4 separate regions of the Homo sapiens genome follow, and all the other regions are linked to region 1. A link is a contact called in ENCODE Hi-C data. All regions are on one chromosome and are shown on one strand. Each heading gives the region's core, a stretch centred on a gene start or an enhancer-like site at or near the end of the contact. The rest is flanking DNA. Distances are from core to core; before and after follow the strand shown.

Evidence for each region. Hi-C counts contacts between places; a loop is a spot of excess contacts on that map. Pooled maps may share reads with other maps.
Region 2: a loop to region 1 is called in a map of naive thymus-derived CD4-positive, alpha-beta T cell, with 13 times the contacts of the local background. The contact joins the promoter of CAND1 here to the promoter of MON2 in region 1. A Hi-C loop is called at or near these places in 1 of 168 maps with a recorded cell type or tissue (naive thymus-derived CD4-positive, alpha-beta T cell), 1 of 37 single-sample maps with no recorded cell type and 8 of 50 pooled maps.
Region 3: a loop to region 1 is called in a pooled map, with 6 times the contacts of the local background. The contact joins the promoter of CTDSP2 here to the promoter of MON2 in region 1. A Hi-C loop is called at or near these places in 7 of 50 pooled maps.
Region 4: a loop to region 1 is called in a pooled map, with 7 times the contacts of the local background. The contact joins the promoter of HELB here to the promoter of MON2 in region 1. A Hi-C loop is called at or near these places in 7 of 50 pooled maps.

Annotation. Positions count from the first base shown.
Region 1 is chr12:62,465,569-62,468,084 of GRCh38, reverse strand. It overlaps MON2 (MON2 regulator of endosome-to-Golgi trafficking), which reads right to left and starts at 1,259. Exons shown (of 35, transcript NM_015026.3): 1 at 767-1,259. The coding sequence starts at 877. RefSeq lists enhancers at 603-1,102, 1,098-1,207 and a silencer at 1,238-1,557.
Region 2 is chr12:67,268,102-67,270,617 of GRCh38, reverse strand. It overlaps CAND1 (cullin associated and neddylation dissociated 1), which reads right to left and starts at 1,260. Exons shown (of 15, transcript NM_018448.5): 1 at 833-1,260. The coding sequence starts at 900. RefSeq lists enhancers at 494-1,145, 1,425-1,684, 1,825-2,124.
Region 3 is chr12:57,845,468-57,847,983 of GRCh38, reverse strand. It overlaps CTDSP2 (CTD small phosphatase 2), which reads left to right and starts at 1,255. Exons shown (of 8, transcript NM_005730.4): 1 at 1,255-1,612. The coding sequence starts at 1,549. RefSeq lists silencers at 774-953, 1,024-1,103, 1,114-1,543, 2,134-2,433.
Region 4 is chr12:66,301,238-66,303,753 of GRCh38, reverse strand. It overlaps HELB (DNA helicase B), which reads right to left and starts at 1,261. Exons shown (of 13, transcript NM_001370285.1): 1 at 964-1,261. The coding sequence starts at 1,150. RefSeq lists enhancers at 1-240, 271-370, 1,002-1,081, 1,142-1,191.

The sequences.
Region 1 (2,516 bases), core at 10-2,509:
TATTTGGAGAATTAAATTTCCATGTATTATTTACTGGGATCTCTTTAATAATACCCTTCTGCTCTGACATCTTTCCCATACATAATATAAAACCATCCTTTAACCCTATTTTACAGCTGGAAAAAAAAACCCGAAGCTCAAAGAGGTTAAGATTTATTGCTGGAACTAAATTCAGGTGTATTCGCTCTGACTGCAAGCCCAACTTCCCACTACAGTACTGCTCATAACAAGGTTTAACATGATTATGTGGATCTTCAATATTCTTCATAAATTAGGTGGCTCTGGATAGTTTATTAACACGTCAAAGGATTGATACAGAGTTAAGCTGAATGATATATACCAGAAGGAAAATTGTTTCCAATTCAGTGATATGCCATAAACGTGAGGAGTACAGGTTTCAACAAGATGGGTGGATACTCGTTTCGGGGAGCAACAAACAAGTTTTTCAATTTTGGTTTGGCCAGTTTCAAGTAAGAAAAAGGCCAGAATAGGCTAGTGCACAGTACACCTAGCTGGATTAACTGAATAGGCTCACTTCATGAACTTCACTCCTAAACTGGGAGGACAGGAGAGGGGAGAAAATCAAAGTGCCTCAGCCCTCTCCAGTGGAAACTATAAAAAGCCCTTGTGGAACAACCCACCGACTCACAAATCTGGAAAGGTGAGGCCTGAATGAAAATTAGGACTGGAAACTGGGGTGAAGCACTGAGTCTAACAGGACCAGGCATGCTCACAGTGCCTTCTCCTGACGTCACCTGAAGCTTACCTCTTTGACAGGTGGGAATTTCTTCTTGCACTCCAGTGACAAGGCGCGCAAGTCGCTCTGCATATTCTCCAGCAGCTTCTTCACCGCCTCGGGGCTGCTGGTGCCGGACATGATCCTCCAAGGTCCCAGCCAATTTCCGAGAGGTACAAACAAGCTCTGGCACGGTCAGCTCCTTAGGGCCACAGGCAGCTCCCTCCCGGTGTCTCTGGTCCTTCAGCAGCCCGCTTCTTGGGCCCTGGGCTGCGAACCCGGAGCCTGCTCGAGCGTCCCCCAGCAGCTTCCCCGCAACACCTCTGGCTTTTCTCGGAGGCGCCCCCCGCAGTCGCACCGTCCCGCTAGGCTCCGCCGACTCTGGCCGAGAAACCCACAAGGCGGGCAGGTCCCTCCGCTGCCGCGGGGCCCAGCCACACCGGGTGTCACCAGCCAACCTGGCAAGAAGCTTCAGCGCCAGCTCCCCAGGCCCCTAAGACTCGCCGACGCCATTAGCCGAGTCGCCCACAATTCCGAGCGCTGCCGGGACACGTCAGCCGCACTTCCGGGTACCGTGGCCTCCGCCACCGCCGCGGCCAACCCCGGCGGCAGGCCGTCGGCGGGGCGGGGCTGGGGCTTGGCCATGCTCGGGGCAGGCGGGATTCCGGGTGGGCAGCGATTCCCACAGCCCCACCCCCGGAATCAAGTAGGCTAGACAGGGTTTAAGGCGTCAAGATTCGCTTCGTTTTCATTAACAAGTGCCTGAACAGAGCCCCCGAGTACTCCTTGGCATATCTCTTTGCGTATGTTTGTGTTAAATTGTATTTCGGTGTAAATAATTTGTTTCCCTGTAGATTAATCTTAACGTGTCTCCTCCCGCTTCATTTCGAATCTCTGGACTAGTGGCCCCAAATCAGTGGCTACCTCCTGTTAATATACATTTTTTTTCTTTAAACGCAACTGGTGCACTTACTGTGGGGTAGCCTCTTATTTTCCTAATCTCTAAAATGAGACTACCCTCTGCTCCACGCATTCCGCTGGCCTCCCATCTCACTCAAAGTAAAAGCCAAAATTCCTCCAATCACCTACCAGGCGCTACGAGATCTGTCCCGGCCCCTTTACTGGCAGATGCTCCCAGCTAAAAGGAGAGTTTCGCGAGTTGGGCTGCCGGTTCTTCCTCTTTTTAAATCTTATTTTGTTTCCTGTGTATCTCCAGCACCTAGAACAGTGTCTGGCATATAGCAGGTAATCAGTACATACTTGTTGAATGAATACCCTTCTATTATAAAATCAGAGTTTCGAGGCTCAAATAAGGCACAGATACATAAAAGCCTTCATCAGGTCTGAAGTGCCAAATAAATATGAGGCAAAAGCCAAACAGAAAAATCTTCATCTGTATTTCCCCAAGATCCAGGTTGGTCTACTTTTTCCCCAAGACATTTTGCAGCTGCTGGTCAGAAAGCAGAAAATGAGGGAGGAAAAACCAGAAACAGTAGAGATGAAGAAACCAACACCTTCAGACAGCTGAGCTTATGACATGATGGAAGACAGTGAGCCATGAGATTGTCAGTGGATAGCGCTGTTTGGCTGTAACAGAGCTACTTTGTAAGCTAAATAATTTTATTTTATTTTTCCTTCTGATAAGAAGCAAAGCAAGGATGGATAAAGGGGACAGATGAGGTAATAGTAGAGAGCTCCTAGGGCAGTAATTTTGATCATTTGTGCCTATTACACAACTTCTGGGAAACTTGACACCTCCTATGGTATAAGCTTTATGTAT
Region 2 (2,516 bases), core at 11-2,510, 4.8 Mb before region 1:
TCTCCTGAACAGAACTGCTGTAATAAAGCTTCATATTCACCAGGTCCGTATTAAACATCTCTTCCTTTTGAAGATCCGTCTGCTATGATTAAGATCCAGCAATCCACCCCTTTGGCAGTGATTTTGGATATGAGGACATGAGACTGAAACCCCGAGTTCCTAAGTTGGTTTTACCTGACAAGAGGAACTGACAGTGATGCTGGCGGGAAAACCCTATGAGCGAAGTTTCCTCCATCCTGGCTCCCCTCCCCCTTCTTCCCACCTTCACGAAAATTAATAATCCACAAAAGAACTATGTATCAGCCAAGAGCGCAAAAGTTCATCATTCCACCTGAATGCAGCAAGGCCCACGCGCACCTGCGGGCAGAGAGGAGGCTGCCGGGTCCCCGAGTGGGCAGCAGCTTGGGCCCCAGCGAGCAAGGCGGCCTAGCGCCGCAGGATGGCAAGCGAATAGGCCCGGCGCCCGGTCTCCCGGCCTAGAGCAACTCCCTTCTCCACAATGGTGGGTGGTTTAGCCCCTTCGCGCTACCTGAGACGCAAGAATCGCCTCCTGGTGGGGCAGGGAAGGATGTGGGGGCGCTGAGACAAGCAAACGGGGCCTAGAGACCGCGGCGGGCAACTGCCTAGGAGAAAGAATGGGGGGAGGGGGTTGCAAGAGGGGAGAGGAAAGGGGCTCCGCAGGGATCGGGAGGCCAGCGGACCGGTGGGCTGGAGACTTCGGGGCAGAGAAGCTACCGGCTACGGCCGAAGGGGTGGGGCAAGGCCTGCGTGACGGCCAGGGCCGCGGCTGCGAGAACCCCGAGGTGGGGTGAGGGTCGGATCTCGGCCTCACCTAAAGTCCTTGTCGCTGGATGTCATTTTTTCCAGCAAATTGGAAATGTGGTACGAGGCGCTCGCCATGTTGACGGCCTCGATCCCGCCTGCTGGCGCTGCTGGAGCTGCTGCCCGCTGCCGCTGCCGCCGCCGCCGCCGCCACTGGAGCTCCTCCTCTCGCTCGCGGCGGCTCCCGCTTCCAGGGTCGCAGCGCGACGCCGACGCTGACTAGGGAGGCGCCTCGACGGGCTGCCCCCTCCCTGGCGAGGCGTGGGCCTGTCCCGGGGTAAGCCGAGGCTACAGAGCCAGCCTAACGACGGCGCTGTTCGCGTGAGAACGAGCTCATGGGCGGCGGGGCGTACAGAAGGGCCTCTACGGGGAGCCAGACACTTCCACTCAGGGCCGTCTCGCTCCCACTCGCTCCGCACTCGCTCCCTAGGGCAAAAGGCCAAAGCCCGCCTCCTTCGCTCCGGGGGCGGGGGCGGCAGACGCGGGCGCTACGGAAAGCTAAGGTCAGAGTTCACGGAGGCCTCCCCACGCACGCTGTGGAGAAGAGAGTTAAAAAACAATTCGGTTGGCTGAAGCCTGTGTCAGTTTTCATGTGACCCGCCTTTTGGAGGCATGACAACACAAAAAAAAGGGGCTGTTCTCGCGAGACTCTAAAGCGACGGTTAAGGGACAGGGGACGAGTGGAGCAAGTGGGCCTTAATCTGAAAATAACTTGATTGTTTAATGACATTAAGAGAAAAAGATTACGAGCTTTGAGAAGGAGGAAGCCTGGGAGTAACGACAGTTAAGGAGTTAGCTTGCGGAACCAACATAAGAATTTATAACAGGGAGGTGTCGTTTGGGATCAGACGCGTGGCCTGCATTGCCGTAGCCACCGTGGTGTAATGTTGCCACGTAAAAACCACAAATCCCAGAATTCAGTCGGGTGATACACTGGCTCAGAATGTGATTGGCTGCGGGAACTAGTAGCTTCCTCATTGGCTCCCGTGGAAGGAGTGAATGCTGGGATTTGCAGTCTGATGGGGGAGCCGTGCTGGGTAAAAACCTTAGAATCGTCGCGCACTCCGTTTCTGCCGCGGATTCTTATATTCTCCAATACAGGCTTTTTCTGTTATGCAGTATTTGCAGAGCAGGCTGCTGCAGTTTGGCCAGGCGCATTGCGGATCAGTTGGTGTTCTTGCCAGAGGCCTAGCAGCAGCTTCCTAGCGCTACTACTTGCACCTCCCAAGGCAGCTGAGCCTCCCCACTTCTCTGGCCAGACACACTCCTACCGTGCATCGTAGAACCACCTCTCTGACGCCAGCAGGACCTTAGTAAGAGTAATGGGTATGCGACAGATGGCTGTAGTCAGGCCCTACTGATTTCAAAATAGCTAAAAGACTATCTCTGTAGTTAGCTTTTGTGGCCTTGATGGACCTGCAGCTGTGTATTGCTCCCTCAGACGTACAAATTCGTGGAGATGAGTTATGAAAGTATTTAGTATCCAAGTTTTTCATCTGCTTAATATTTGGGATTTTAAACACAAGTTTTGCCAGCTAGGGGTCAACATCCCTGAAAGTGTTAGGGATGGAGCTAGCTGACAGGCCTTTCTAAAAGAACAGAGAGCCTGGTGAAGAGATGAAAAATCAATCTCACTTGATACTCCTGTTAAAAACAACAACAAACCTTTAAATAGCTCTCTACTAACACATAAC
Region 3 (2,516 bases), core at 6-2,505, 4.6 Mb after region 1:
CCGAGAGACCTCCATCCATCTAAAGGAAGCTGGGACTGTGGGGGCAAAAAGAGAGGGGTAGGATGAGGGAGGTAGGGAGGAGGGGCGGAGTCGGGGCCGCCTAAATGGGAGTAAGTCGGTGGGTGTGAGGAAAGCCCAGCACCTCAGGTCTCATTTTCAGTGTTTTGGGGGACACAGTCCCGAGGTCAGTTCCAGCTCTTATACTCTGGAGTCCTAGGTCCGCCCACACGCACACACCCCTTTCGGGATTCGAAGGTTGTACTTTTTTTTTTTTTTTTTTGAGACAGAGTCTCGCTCTGTCGCCCAGGCTGGAGTGCAGTGGCGCGATCTCGGCTACCTGCAATCTCCGCCTCCCGGGTTCAAGCAAGTCTTTGCCTCAGCCTCCCGAGTAGCTGGGATTACAGGCGCCCGCCACCACGCCCGGCTAATTTTTTTGTATTTTTAGTAGAGACGGGGTTTCACCATCTTGGCCAGGCTGGTCTTGAACTCCTGACCTCGTGATCCACCCACCTCGGCCTTCCAAAGTGCTGGGATTACAGGCGTGAGCCACCGCGCCTGGCCTCGACGGTTGTACTTTTATGTGACTTGGTACGTCCTTGATTCTAGGGCTAAGCAGGGGGGTAAGGTAACTTCCGATCCGCCCCATCCCCTGCTGGAGTCAGGTTAGGCTTAGCGGCTTGTCTTGGTCACCCCTGAAGGGGGAAACCTTTCCACCTTCCCCGAGTGCGCCCTCCGAGAAAAGAACACCCCAGCACAGAGCACCAGAACGTGAGCTTCGGAGCGGCCTTTTAAATAGTTGGGAAGGGGGTGTGGCCGAGGAGACTGGGAGGCCGCAGTCTGGCGCGGGGGGAGTGGCCCGGGGGCGTGGCCGTGGCGCCTGGAATGTTGTTAGGTCCTCTCACCGCATAGTAAGGAGGGGCCACGCCCCTTTTCTCCAAGAGAGCCAATCGGAGCACCGGAACGGTTTCAAGTCTCCCCCGCCAGCCTGCCCGCCCGCCACCCCACCCCCCTTGAGGATTCGCTTTTTCCGTAACAAAATAGCAAAGCTCCCGACTGTCCGCAGCCCCGGCCGCTCACAGATGGAGGGTCCCAGGGCCTAGGACGCAGCCCCCAGCGGGAAGCTCCAGCTGGCCGTGAAGAGGCCGAGTCGAGAGCCGGGAGGCGCGCGGGGGTGGGCGCTGCAGCCGCGGGTTGTTTATCTGGAGTACGGAGGGGAGGGGGGAGCCTGGAAACCGCCCCGTGTCCCATTTCCTCCTCTTGTTTTCGCTCCGGATTCTCCATGTTGGACCCAAACTGAGGAGCCCGGAGCTGCCGCTGGGGGATCGGGGCCGGGGGCACCCGGGGGAGCCGCTGCCCGGGCCGCCCGCCCTTTGTACAGGCCGCCTCCCTTCCCGGTCCGGGGAGGAAACGAGAGGGGGGATGTGAACAGCTGTGGAAGTCGGAGTCTCGGGAGCCGGAGCGGGCCCCCGCCCAGGCCCCCCAGCCCAGCCCAGCCCGCGCGCCCGCCCGTCCTCCCGCCCAGCCAGCCCGGGCCCGCGGGATTGTTAGATGGAACACGGCTCCATCATCACCCAGGCGCGGAGGGAAGACGCCCTGGTGCTCACCAAGCAAGGTAGGGGCAGCAACTTCCCAAAACTTTGCGTCGCCCCCGGGCGCGGAGGGGGCTAGCACAGCCCCGAACCCAGGTCTCGGCCCTTGACCTCCAGGGCTTAGAGCCAGCGATCCCGACTGGACCCCTCCGGTCCATCCGCCCCCGCATCCCGGCTGGCACTCAGACCTCCGTGGGGGTTGCACGGGGATCCCGGCGCCCGAGCGGAAAGGGCGTCTTCGGCGCAGCTGTCACCCTGTCCCGCAACCCCTCCCCCTCGGGGCTGAGAGACGGAGGGGTAGCTCTCGAAGCACTGGGCCACTCCGCGTCCACCGCCTCCGGAGTTGGGGGTGGGGTCGTCACTTTCCTTCACCGCCGCGCGCGGCTGCCCCGGGATCGCGGGGAGGGGTTAGGAAGGTGACAGAGGGAGCCCCAGGTGGAACGGAACCGAGACTGGAGTCCAGCACTTGCAGGCCCCCCCAAGCCCGAGGTCGTTCGGGCAGCTAGCTGGCGGTGACGGCGTCCGGCGGGACTTGGGACCAAGTTCACCTCTTGGAGGCGGGGGCGGTCGCGGTGGGGGAGGGGCCCGGGCCCTGGCGCACCAGACGTGGCGGGTTCCCGGCTCAGCGCAGGCCCCGGGACCTTGGCGGCGTCGGGCTCCCTCCCGGCTGCCTCTGACCAGTTTCGCTGAGCAAACAAGCCCGACCCTGAGGCCCGGCCAGAGCCCCTCCCTGCCCGGTGCGCTCCCCCGGGGCCGGCGCTGCACACACAGAGCCGCGTTTGTTTAGCCCGGGAGCGGTGTCCCTGGTTACATAATTCGCCGGATGGCATCAGACCCGGCGTGGTTCTGAATCGCGCAGCGAAAAAGTGCGAGTTCTCTGTGGGCAGCGGCTGGCGGCCCCCGCCTTCCAGAGCGTCAGGTGGAGGC
Region 4 (2,516 bases), core at 12-2,511, 3.8 Mb before region 1:
ACTACTTATACAAGGTTTACCCGAACCACAAGGTTACTAACACCAATTAACAATCATCTGTGCACTGAGGTGTTCCTTGTGTTTCGTTTTTCTTTTTCTTTTCTTTCCTTTTCGTTTTTTGAGATGGAGTTTCATTCTTGTTGCCCAGGCCGGAGTGCAATGGTGTGATCTCAGCTCACTGCAACCCCCACCTCCTGGGTTCAAGCAATTCTCCTGCCTCGGCCTCCCAAGTAGCTAGGATTACAGGTGTGCGACATCACGCCCGGCTAATTTTGTAGTTTTGTTGTTGTTGTTGTTGTTTTACTAGAGACAGGTTTCACCATGTTGGTCAGGCTGGTCTCGAACTCCTGACCTCAAGTGATCCACCTGCCTCGGCCTCCCAAAGTGCGTGAGCCACCGCGCCCGGACTGTTTTGTTTTTCCAAGAAGCTGAGGAAGAACCACGTATTTGACTCCAGGCAATATAGGATAATAATTACAAGTTCTCATTCTATAGAACTTGAGGATAAGTGGTCAGAAGGAAAAATAAAAGTTCCGATTCTGGGTGGAAATAGAGACTCAACATCCACTGTTTCCTTAAGCGTAAAACTACCTTACATTAAAGGTACATTAAATTAAAGGACGACCATTAAAATGAGAATAATTTTAAAAAAAAAAAAAAAAAAAAAGGGCAACCCGCTCGGGTCCCCTTCCACACTGTAGAAGCTTTGTTCTTTCGCTCTTTGCAATAAATCTTGCTGCTGCTCAAAAAAAGAAAAAAAAAAAAAAACCACATAGTATGTGTCCAGTTAAAGTCACTGCTATTATTATAGTCATAATTTTACCCTTGGTAGGATGAAGCAGCTAGACCACTGATAAGCTAAATCTGTTAGCACGACTGGGTGCCTTGCTCAGGGCAAAGCCAGAATGGGAAGCGCTACTTTGGACCCTCCAACCCCATCCCCCGGGCAGACGCCTTCCTCACCGCGGAGGCACCCGGGGAGGCTGCCAGCCTTTACGCCCCCACTGCAGAGCTCCTCGGCGTCGATGAACACGGACTCTTCATCCTCCTCCACGTCGTCGTTTAGGTAGTCGTCGTCCTCCTCCACCAGATCCCTGGGTGGGAGCAGAGGTCCCTGAAGTTGGCGCAGGTACGGACTCGACCTGGCCATGCTTCTCCTGAACTCAACCCAAACAACTCGGGAAAACCCTGGCTAACTGCATGGTCATGATCAGCCAATCAGTTCTACGACTGTAAGGCCATCAACTTCCGGGAACGGCCTGGCGGCCGCCAGCGTACATAAAACCTGAAAGGCAGCGAAGCTCCGCCCCAAGTTTCCAGGAATTGCCGAGGGGAGGGCATGTGGAAGGGGCGGGGCAAGGCGGGTTAGGGGCGGGGAAGGGAGAGCGAGGGGCTGGGAGATGGGCGGGGCTTCCGCTCCTTTTGGAGCCTGGTGCTGGGCGGTGATTATCAGGAAGGTGCTGGGACGAAATCAGCGCTGGGGAGTGACAGGCGTGGCACCTGCAGAACCGCCAGTGCACGGCATCTCCTGCGGAGAGAGAACGGGGAGAAAGTCCACTTCTGCTGAGCTTGAAGAACCTGGAAAAGCAACCCCCACCCCAACCTTCCCAAAACGAAAGTATAGCAGATGCCCTTCTGGAATCGGATCTAGGGCAGGGACCTAGAATTCTGTCTTTTTAATGTACATTCCGGGCTGTCCATTTTGATGCTCAGCTAGGTTTGGACACCACTGGATTAGATAACATTCAAAGTTATTTTTATCCTTTCCTCTGTGAGTACACCCTGGTCTCCCAAACTTATTTAAGCTGGGCTGCTACCTGCTGACAGTGGGGCAAAAGTGTCTCTTTGCAGCCCAGAGTATAGACAGGAATAGGAGAAGGGAAATAGAAGAGAAAGGAACGTGGTTTTAAAAACTATTATGGGGCTATGATTCTCTTACTTGATGAGGATGGTACTTGAAAGTCTTGGTACTATTTAAGAAATACCATAAATATATTACTACATTACTGTATTGATACTGTTTATTTTGGGATTATTCCTGAAATAACTAAACACACACTATTTACTAAATCCAAAAGCACCTGATGCTATATTTAAATATATATAAACGACAACTAGCACCAAATATTTAAGAAAAATGTATAGGAGAAAATATAAAAATTGATTTCTTTTCCTTTGGGTACCAATTGAAAAATGCCCACTTTTGTTGCTTTTAAAAGAAATACTGTTGCAGCTGACAAAACACCAGTGTTTCCAAGGATTGGCTATATGAGGTTGAATTCCTTTGACATTCACATGGCTACTGTTTCCACCACAACATTGAATCTCCTCTGACAAATGTCACACTTACTGTCCTCTTCGTTTCAAAAACCAGTGGATACTTTTCAGCCTTTGTTTTACCTGACCTCTCAGCAGTATTTGATACTGATAAGTATTTTCTTCTTGTAGCATTCTGCTGCCGGGGCTTTTGCAGCTTGCCTTCTCAGATTTTTCTCCTTTCTGGCTATTTACAGTCT